Linked DNA regions of Homo sapiens: region 1 is linked to region 2. Evidence: read pairs that join two places in POLR2A ChIA-PET (ENCODE). Cell type or tissue: Panc1. All regions are shown on one strand. Each heading gives the region's core, and the rest is flanking DNA. Links, peaks and the distances in the headings are about the cores only.

What was found. Peaks named below come from ENCODE experiments on the same cell type or tissue, not always from the same donor. Only the 100,000 strongest peaks of a DNase experiment are listed, where the experiment ranks them.
Region 1: POLR2A ChIA-PET joins it to region 2 with 11 read pairs; 9 of 35 experiments call an interaction of 5 or more read pairs at or near these places.

What each region holds. Positions count from the first base shown.
Region 1 is chr20:47,538,235-47,543,618 of GRCh38, forward strand. The region is part of intron 1 of NCOA3 (nuclear receptor coactivator 3); the gene reads left to right. Among named protein-coding and RNA genes, the nearest start is that of NCOA3, 39 kb to the left of the region's middle. In Panc1, for the core only: no CTCF peak of the experiment used is centred there; a DNase peak (open chromatin) is centred at 2,929.
Region 2 is chr20:47,592,451-47,597,834 of GRCh38, forward strand. The region is part of intron 2 of NCOA3 (nuclear receptor coactivator 3); the gene reads left to right. Among named protein-coding and RNA genes, the nearest start is that of NCOA3, 93 kb to the left of the region's middle. In Panc1, for the core only: no CTCF peak of the experiment used is centred there; no DNase peak of the experiment used is centred there.

The DNA of each region.
Region 1 (5,384 bases), core at 244-5,243, 54 kb before region 2:
GTCCCATTTAGATGATCTTTAGTTGACTTGACACAAGTCTTTTGGTCTGGACTGCTATAGTAATTCACGATGTGGTTTTTTTAGGCACTGCGTTAGAAGCGAAGAATAATATTAATTTATTTGGGGTAGAGAGTAGTGGTGAACCTGACTTGTAACATTCTGTTTAAGAGAGTCTGATGTTCCAGTCTGTAACTGCAATTGGAAGAGCTTTGGAAAAATGATTTGTGGACACATAAGATACTTTTTAAAAACATAATTTTCTCTGCCTCCTTAAAGAAGTTTGTGTTTCTTAAATAACCAGCATTATTACTATTCTTTTTTTTTTTTCTTGAGACACCTGTCACCCAGGCTAGAGTGCAGTGGTGTGACCTCAGCTCACTGCAACCTCTGCCTCCCGGGTTCAAGTAATTCTCCTGCCTCAGCCTCCTGAGTAGCTGGGATTACAAGATTACAGGCGTGTGCCACCATGCCAGTCTAATTTTTGTAATTTTAGTAGAGACAGGGTTTCCCCATGTTGGCCAGGCTGGTCTCGAACTCCTGACCTCATGATCCTCCCACCTTGGCCTCCCAAAGTGTTGGGATTTCAGGCGTAAGCCACTGTGCCCAGCCACTATTCTTCTCTTTCAGATGAATCTAAAAGATGTTTAGTTTTCAGAAACTGGAGAAGATGTTATATTCTCACTTTTCCCTGTTAAGTTTCAGCATCTGTTCTGGCTGTTTTACTTTTTCTCAAACCTTTTATTTAGAACAAAAACTTGGATGAATTGATTTCAAGACTTCACTTTGCCTTTGGGTAAGGTTTTCCTTAGTGGTTTGCCTGAGTTGTGTTTTAGTATCTTTCTTGGGTTGCTTAGCTTTTTCAGCCTTTGGGACAATCTGTTGACTTAGTTGTGAATTTTAGCTTTTCATTTCTTGTGCCATAGAATTTGTATGTGCTGCCAGGCATGGTGGCATGTTCCTGTAGTCCCAGCTACTTGATAAGGTGGCTTGATAAGCTACTTGATAAGGTGGTAGGAGGTAGCTTGATCCCAAGAGTTTGAGGCTGCAGTGAGCTCTGGTCATACCATCGTACTATATGTAGCCTGGGTGACAACGATACCCTGTCTCCAGGAAAAAATAAAATAAAAGTTATGCTAATAGAACATAAACTATTTGAGGACTGGGAGGTATCTGTTTTGTTTACTGCTATATCCTTAGTGCTCAGAATGGTGGCAGACACATAGTAGGTACTCAAATATTTGCTGAATAAATTTAGAGTAGCAGTAGCAGGTTTTTATTTATTGAGCACACACTGAATGGCAAAGTGCTAAGCTCTTTGAATGGATTTGGTGGTTTTTCCATTTTATAGCTTGTTTTCTGTTCATATGATAGTTTATGAATGGGTGTGAGGGAGGAAGGAGGAGATGAAGCCAGCGTTGTTGAGGATGCTGCTAGCTATTACCAAATTTCATCAAGTTTAAGATACCATCAATTATAGAACACAACATTATTTTACGTATTACTAGGTCTCAAACTCCTGGCCTCAAGTGATCCGCCTGCCTTGGCCCCCCAAAGTGTTGGGATTACAGGTGTGAGCCACCGCACCCGGCCTATTTTATGTACTACTGGGAAAGAAAATGTAAAACTTTCAAATAAATAATTGGATACTGCCAATAACATGACATATTCTGATTTTAAAGATGTAAAAATATGAACAAACCCCAAAATATTTAAGGGATACTAGTTTTACATAAACTCTCATTTAACAATCATGAAACCTTCTAGAGTTGGATATTACTATCTTCATTTGAGAGAGGAGGAAATTGAAGCTCATGGGTTAATTACATAAGCTCTCCAGTAGAGGATCCAGATTGAGGTCTCTCAGATTTCGGAGGCCATGCCCTTTTTACCACCCTACATTGCCTTAGGAGTCAAGGAAATAAAATAGTACATTGGCCTGTATGTCAACTTTGGCTTGAAGATAGTCAACTTTGGCTTGGAGATACTTAGTTGGCATGGCTTTAAACATTTTCTTTGAAATGGATTTTTCCTATTTTTCCTTAAAATCAAATATCTTGGCTGGGGCGCGGTGGCTTACACTTGTAATCCCAGCACTTTGGGAGGCCGATGAGGGTGGATCATCTGAGGTCAGGAGTTCGAGACCAGCCTGGCTAACATAGTGAAACCCCCCTCTACTAAAAATACAAAAATTAGCTGGGCATGGTGGTGGGTGCCTGTAATCCGGCTACTTGAGAGGCTGAGGAAGGAGAATCGGTTGAACCTAGGAGGTGGAGTTTGCAGTGAGCTGAGACCGCAGGATTGTACTGCAGCCTGGGCAACAAGAGTGAAACTCTTGTCTCAAAAAAAAAAAAAAAATTCAAATATCTTTGTATTTACTCTGTGCTAGCTACTCTGTGGGTCTGTGTGTATACAAAACAATATAAGGTCTTATCTCTTCTTCTCAAGGAATTTATAGTCTGTTTGGGGAGATGAGAACTAAACATGAAAGATAACTAGAGAAGATTTAAATAACATTTCAGAGAATAATGCAAGAGGTTTAACAAGGCAGTGAAGGATTAATTGCCAAATAAATTGTACAAATAATTGCTTTTGGAGTTCAGAGGAAGAAATGATTGTTTGGGGCTGGGGTAATCTAGGGAAGGATGTAAATGAATTCCTGGGAGATATTTTCAGTTAGTGAGATTATTTACTTTACCTTTAAAATCATATTAATGTTTGTTACAAATGGAACTGCAAACTGTTTGAACATGAACTATTGTATCTTAATTTTTTTAAATCTCCATATGAGAGTGCAGGAGCTACTACCCCAGAGAAAAGTAGATCATGCTTTCTACATGTATTTGCTTCTATTGTATCAAGTAGATGGAGAAAGTACTCAGTTTTAGAAGAAAAATCTTTGGGTGAAAAAAAAGAGGAACTCCCTGTCCCTAAATTCCTTCAATGTCACTCTTGCCACGTTTTCAATCAGTTGTACTTTGTGAGTCATTGCCGAGGTCACTTTTTGTGACTTGTAGCATTCATGATTAACTTCTAAAGGGTGGAAACAAGCATTAATCCCCTTTACATCACTAATGTTCTCTCTGTCCCCCCTCCCCCTCCTTTCCCCACTCTCCCCTCCCCCCTCCCCTCCCCTCCCCTCCCCTCCCCTCCCCTCCCCTCCCCTCCCCTCCCCTCCCCTCCCCCCTCCCCTCCCCTCTCCCCTCCCCTCCTTTCTCCTCCCTTCCCCTCTCTCTCCTCAGGCTCAAAGGATCCTCCCACCTCAGTCTCCTGAGTAGTTGGGACCACAGGTGTGTGTCACTGTGCCCGTTTAATTTTTAAATTTTTTTGTAGAGATGGGGCCTTTCTATGTTGTTGCTCAGGCTGGTCTCGAACTCCTGGCCTCAAGTTACCCTCCTGCCCTCAAGTTACCCTCCTGCCTTGCAAGGCCTCCCAAAGTACTGGGATTCCAGGCAATACTCCTTCATACCGTTTTGAAGCAAATACTAGACATTATATAATTTCCTTAAGTATCTATAAAAGATACAACTGTCTTTCATAAAAAGCAAACTCTACATTATTACATCTAGAAAACCTGCATTAATTTCTTAGTAGCATCAAATACACAGTCACTTCAGTTTTCTAGTTCTCCTCATTTTTTAATTTGTTGGAATCAGATTCAAACAAGATGCAGACATTGCAATTTGGTTTTTATGCGACCTAAGTTTCTGTTAATATAGGTTTTCTCTTCATCTCTTTTTTCCTTCCAATTTATCAAATTATTTTTTGCCCTGTAGAGTTTTTTTTTTTTTTTTTTTTTGTTGTTGTTGTTGTTGGAGGGACAGAGACTTATTCTGTCACCCAGGCTGGAGTGCAATGCTGTGATCATAGCTTATTGTAGTCTCAAACTCGTTGGCTCAAGCGATCCTCCCACCTCAGCCTCCCAAGTAGCTGGGATTAAAGGTGCACACCACCATGCCAGCTACATTAAAATTTTTTTTTTTTTTTGGTGGAAAAGGGGCTCTTGCTATGTTACTCAGGCTGGTCTGGAACTCCTGGCCTCAAGTGATTGTCCTGTCTTGGCCTCCTAAAGTGCTGGGATTACAGGCACAAGTAACCGTGCCCGGCTTCCTGTAGAGTTTCTTATTGTCTGGATTTTGCAAAGTATGTCTTTGTGGTGGTTTTTCAGTGTGTCCTCTGTCCTCTCTCTCTCTATTTTTAAAATGGTAGTTAGCTTTCAAGTCTTGATCAGTTTCTGGTTCAGTTATTTTTTACAAGCATATTCATTATCTGTTGCTGTGTAACAAATTATCTCCAAACTTGACATCTTAAACCAGCATTTATTGGTCCCAGCACCTCAGGAAACTGAGGTGGGAGGACTGCTTAAGCCTGGAAGTTTGAGGCTGCAGTGAGCTGTGATTGCACCTGTGAATAGGCAATTCCTAGGCAAGACCCTCTCTCTAAAAATTGGCCAGGCATGGTGGCTCATGCCTATAGTCCCAGCGCTTTGGGAAGCCCAGGCGGGTGGATCATTTGAGCCCCGGAGTTTGAGACCAGCCTGGGCAACATGGCGAAACCCCATCTATACAAACAATACAAAAATTATCCGGGCATGGTGGCACATACCTGTTGTCCCAGCTACTTGGGAGGCTGAGGCAGGAGGGAGGATGTCTTGAGCTGGGACGTGGAGGTTGCAGTTGGCTGAGAACACACCACTGTACTCCAGTCTGGGTGACAGCAAGACTCTGTTTCAAAACAAAGCAAAATAAACCTCCCAAACTCCTTAGTATTTATTATCTTCCACAGTTTCTGAAGGTTAGGACTCTGGGAGTAGCCTAGCTGGGGAGTTGTGGTTTTAGTACTCTTAATGGGTTGCAGTCATCTGAAGGTTTAACAAAGGCTGGAGGATTTGCTTCCGAGGTGGCTTACTCAGTGACCATTGGTGGGAGGTCTCAGTTTCTGCCTGAGTGTCCTAAAGCTACTGCCAGAGCTAGTGATCAGAGAGAAGGAGAAAAGGAGGAGGGAATTTGAAATGCCTTTGTGACCTCAGAAGTGACAGCTTGTCACTTTTCTTTTGGTCACATAGACCAACTTTGATACAGTATGGGAGGGGACTGCTTAAGTTCATGAATACCTAGAGATGGGTGTCACTGGGGATGTCATCTTGGTGCTGGCTACTACAGTGAGACTACTTCCCAGGGAGTGTGGTTTATCAGAAGACACATGACGTCTGTTTTTCTTTGAGTTGTTAATATTAGCAGATACTATAAAGAAAAACTTTTTCTTTCTTTCTTCTTCTTCTTTTTTTTTTTTCCTTTGGAGAGAGTCTTGCTCTGTTGCCCAGGCTGGAGTGCAATGGTGGGATCTCGGCTCACCGCAACCTCCACCTCCTGGGTTCAAGTGATTCT
Region 2 (5,384 bases), core at 181-5,180:
CAGTGACTTTTTCTGCCAACTCAATTTCTAAGCACTATTCAACAATGAAATACTTTTACCTCTTATTTCATTCCTACAGCCCTGTGTTGGGGTTGATAGAGGCTTCAGAAAAGGTAACAGGTTTATCAAAGTTATATACCTAGTTTGTGGCAGAACTGAAATTAGAACCTAACTTGATTGTTTACAAACTACAGACCATTTTCTTTCCATAATGCCATGATCTTTATCTTCTAATAAGTTGCTGTCAGTTAAAATGTTCATACTGTAACTGGTGTGAGTGGTGGTCCTGGTAGCGGATGCTACTTAATTAACAACATTGTCAAATTGCAGAAAATTGAAGTTCTTCTCATTTAAAAAACGGTTTTCAGTTGAAGAATTTAAGTATCCTGAAGTCAGTAATACCTTGAACTAATCTTTTTAGATGACATTCCTCCAGCAGTGAAAGTATGTCTGTGGTTACTCAACAGAAAAATTTAATTCTAATGACAGACTGTTTTTTTGAGACAGAGTTTTGCTCTTGTTGCCCAGGCTGGAGTGCAGTAGTGTGATCTCCTCTCACTACAATCTCTGCCTCCCAGGTTCAAGCGATTTTCCTGCCTCAGCCTCTCAAGTAGCTCGGGTTACAGGCATCCGCCACCACACCCTGCTAATGTTTTGTATTTTGTAGAGATGGAGTTTCACCATGTTGGCCAGGCTGGTCTTGACCTCCTGACCTCAGGTGATCCACCTGCCTCGGCCTCCCAAAGTGCTGGGACTACAGGCCTGAGCCACTGCACCCGGCCACCACATACGTTTTAAAATCAAGACTTTGGAATCCCAGACTGCGGTATCATTCATTGTCTCGGAAATTAACTCTTTGGAGTACCTCCTCTTGAGTTGATGGATTTTTTTTTTTTTTTTTTTTTTTTTTTTGAGACAGTCTCGCTCTGTTGCCCAGGCTGGAGTGCAGTGGTGCGTCGCGGCTCACTGCAAGCTCCACCTCCCGGGTTCACTCCATTCTCCTGCCTCAGCCTCCGGAGTAGCTGCGACTACAGGCGCCCGCCACCACGCCCGGCTAATTTTTTTTGTATTTTTAGTAGAGATGGGGTTTCACCATGTTAGCCAGGATGGTCTCGATCTCCTGACCTCGTGATCCGCCTGCCTCGGCCTCCCAAAGCGCTAGGATTACAGACGTGAGCCACTGCGCCTGGCCAAGTTGATGGATTTAACTTCATGAAAATTTTTAAACCAGTTTTTGTGTCATCTTAGTTAAAATAAGAACATTATAAAGTTTGGTAAAGGAATGAAAGCATTACTAAGCCAGGATAATTATCAAGTGCCTTTATATAAACATTTTCCTAAAATTCTAGTTTCTAAAGTTCTGTTAGAACCTTATAAGATAATTAGTAGTATGGGAAAAGAATTACTGGCATAAGAATGACATTCTTAGTTGTAGTAACCGTATATTTATATTTCTCCTTCAGTTTATTTTGAAATTAAATTTCTAAAGTTTAAAGGTAAACATTTTAATTATAAATTCTGCATTCATGCCTTCTAATTAAAATATGAACCAAATTCATAGAAATCCTATAAGGCAACGATTACTTAAAAACCAAACAACTTAAGTGAATTGTTTTTAGGTTTGTATTGCCTTATGTATAAAAATCAACATTTGTTGATTTTGCCTTGGATATAACACCTCTCATATTTAAAGCCAGAAAACACATGTTGCCAGATGGGAACTAGGAAGAGTAGTAGTCTCATCTTGGCATCATTTTCTTCATAATGACCAGTTCACTTGTTTTACACATAATCTCAGGTTCTTTCCAGCTTTAATTTTCTATGATTGACGGATCAGATTCTACATTACGGAACCTTTTAGTTACCTGCTAACTGCTGTTACACCACTCAAGATGCGTGATAACCAGTCAGATTAGAAGATGAAAGTCTTGGCCAGGTGCAGTGGCTCATGCCTGTAATCCTAGCACTTTGGGAGGCCTAGGTGGGCAGATCACTTGAGGTCAGGAGTTCGAAACCAGCCTGGCCAACATGATGAGATCTCGTCTCTACTAAAAATACAAAACAATTAGCCTGGCGTGTTGGCAGGCACCTGTAATCCCAGCTACTCAGGAGGCTGAGGCAGGAGAATCCCTTGAACCTGGGAGGTGGAGGTTGCAGTGAGTGGAGATTGTGCCACTGCACTCCAGGCTGGGCGACAGAGCGAGACTCTGTCTCAAAAAAAAAAAAAAAAAAAAAAAAAAAAAAAGAGAAGATGAAAGTCTTCATGATATTGCTGGGCACGGTGGCTCACGCCTGTAATCCCAGCACTTTGGAAGGCTGAGGTGGGCAGAATACCTGATTTTTTTTTTTTTTTTTTTTTGGAGACAGTTTTGCTGTTGCCGCCCAGTCTGGAGCGCAGTACCGCGATCTCAGCTCACTGCAACCTCTGCCTTCCGAGTTCAAGTAATTCTCCTGCCTCAGCCTCCTGAGTAGCTGGGATTACAGGCACCCGCCACCACGACTGGCTAATTTTTGTATTTTTAGTAGAGATGGAATTTTGCCACGCTGGCCAGGCTGGTCTCGATCCCCTGACCTCAGGCAATCCGCCTGCCTTTGCCTCCCAAAGTGATGGGATTACAGGTGTGAGCCACCACGCCCAGCCTTTAAAATGACCTTTTTTTTTTTTTTAAAGACACTCTCACTCTGTCACCCTAGTTGGAGTGCAGCGGCGCCATCTCGGCTCACTGCAACCTCTGCCTGTTGGGTTCAAGCGATTCTGCTGCCTCAGCTCCCTGAGTAGCTGGGACTACAGGCACGTACCACCATGCCCAGCTAATTTTTTATTTTTAGTAGAGATGGGGTTTCACCATGTTGGCCAGGCTGGTCTCAAACTTCTGACCTCAGGTGATCCGCCCGCCTTGGCCTACCAAAGTGTGCTGGGATTACAGGAGTGAGCCACCACGCCTGGCCTTAAAATAATTTTTTACAGGAGATATCTATAGGGATAGGTCAAGAATCTACAGTCCTTGGCTGGCGCTTAACTTGCAAAGGACCGTGATTTATAACTGGTTTTAAATTTTTTAGACTGGTGGGATCTTCCACTTGGTGTGGCTGGAAAAGAGTGATTTATTATTGGAAGTCCAGTAAGGCCAGTTCTATCTAAACTGTTAGAATAGCTGTAAGTGATGTGGCTTTACTGAGATTCCATGAAAAAAATAAAATATTTGATGCCATGACATAAGGCTTTTTTTTTTTTTAATTTTTTGGTGGGATTGGTTAAAAGCTTGGCTCTGAAGTTAGAATGACTTGGATTTAATTTCTAGCTCCACCACTTACTGGATGTATGACTTTGGGTTGAGTTTACCTTTCGATGTCTCAGTGTTTTCAAGTGAAGTAGGGATAATATTGAACTGTACTTTCATCTAGCTCACTATTCTGTGTTTCATAGGGCTGTCAGGAGGATTAAATGGGAGTAATAAGTGGAATGCATTTATCACAATACCTCACTCAGATGTTAGAGCAAGTATTTGTTCACATAGTGATTTTTTACTTTAAACACTAAAATTACACATTATTTTTATATAAATAAAGAGTATATATTATTTGAATTATGAAGTATACTTTGAAGGCTATTCTTGAACCCACTCCTTGAACTGAAGAACGGGACGGTCAGTTCGTATAGTGTACCTGCTCCCTGAATCTTTCTTCCCGAAGTCATCCTGCTTCTATCCTTGAAGTCACAGCTATCTTTGAGTTAATAATTAACTTCATTTAAAAAACTTTGAAAAAGTCTCATTTGGATGTGTCCTTGAACAATGTTTAGTTTTCTTGTTTTTTTTAGCTTTCCAAAAATATAATGGATGTAATGTGGTGGCTTTCTAAATTGTAAGATCCAACCATGTTGTGTATAATTCATTTTTACCATCCCTGTATTGTATTCTTTTGCATGGCTTCATTAGAATTCATTTTTCAAATCTGCAATTGATAAACATTAGAGTTTCTTCTAGCTTTTGAAGTGTGAACAACGTTGCAATGATCATTTTTTGTATCTCGTTTAAAATATTTTTATTGCTCTAAAGTTTTAAACAAACTTGATTTTAACTGCTAATATATTTGCTTTCAATGTGGTGGTACTACTTTAGAAAAAGTAAATTTTCTTTCTTTTTTTAAATTTTAGACAGGGTCTCACACTGTTGCCCAGGCTGAACTGCAGTGCCATGATCTTGGCTTACTGCAGCCTCTGCCGCCCAGTCTCAAGCGATACTCCCACCTCAGCCTCTTGAGTAGCTGGGACTACAGGCGCTTGCCACCACACTTGACTAATTAATATTTTTACATTTTTGGTAGAGATGGGGATTTCAACATGTTGCCCAGGGTGGTCTCGAACTGAGCTCAAGCGATCCACCTGCCTCGGCCTCCTGAAGTGCTGGGATTACAGGTGTGAGGCACCATACTAAGCCAAAAGTAAATTTTCTTACTGAAATGTTTTATACATTGTTTCTTGTTTTATTAGCTAAGTTATTTCATATCACTTTTTATTTATCATAGGATTAGCAATAAGCACTGTAATTTTCCTTAAGTACTTGATTTCAAAAAACCAACTTTATTAAAGCATAATATACATACAAAATATTTACCAACCTTACATTTACAATTTAATGAGTTTTGACAAATGTGACCATCACCACAGTCATGATATAAAACATTTCTACCATTCCCTAAAGTTCTTTGTGCCTCTGTGCAATCAGTCATCTCCACTGGTCCCTAGCAACCAGAAGAAACCTCCAACTGGTCTGCTTTATGTCACTACTGTTTTACCTTTTCTAAAATTTCATGTGAATAGTATTCCCATTTTGTGTGTGTTACACCTTTTATAATTGTCCCACCATTCTTGGATATTCTTTTCTTTTTCATTTTCTCTTTCTTTTTCAGTTTTGGGGAGTTTGTATTGATCTTAAGGCTCTCTGGTCTCCCACTCCTATGTTTGGTCTACTGATGAGCCCATCAAAGGCATTTTGCATTTCTGTTAGTCTTTTTTGATTCTAACCTGTGCTTTTTTTTTTTTTTTTGGGAGGGGGAGATGGAGTTTCGCTCTGTCGCCTAGGCTGGAGTGCAGTGGTGCGATCTCGGCTAACTGTAACCTCTGCCTCCCGGGTTCATGCCATTCTCCTGCCTCAGCCTCCCGAGTAGCTGGGATTACAGGTACTCGCCACCAAGCCCAGCTACTTTTTGTGTTTTTAGTAGAGATAGGGTCTCTCCATATTGTCCAGGCTGGTCTTGAACTCCTGACCTCAGGTGATCCACCGGCCTCGGCCTCCCAAAGTGCTGGGATTACAGGTGTGAGCCACCGCACCTGGCCTAACCTTTCCTTTTGATTCCTCCTTAGAGTTTTTATCTCTCTGCTT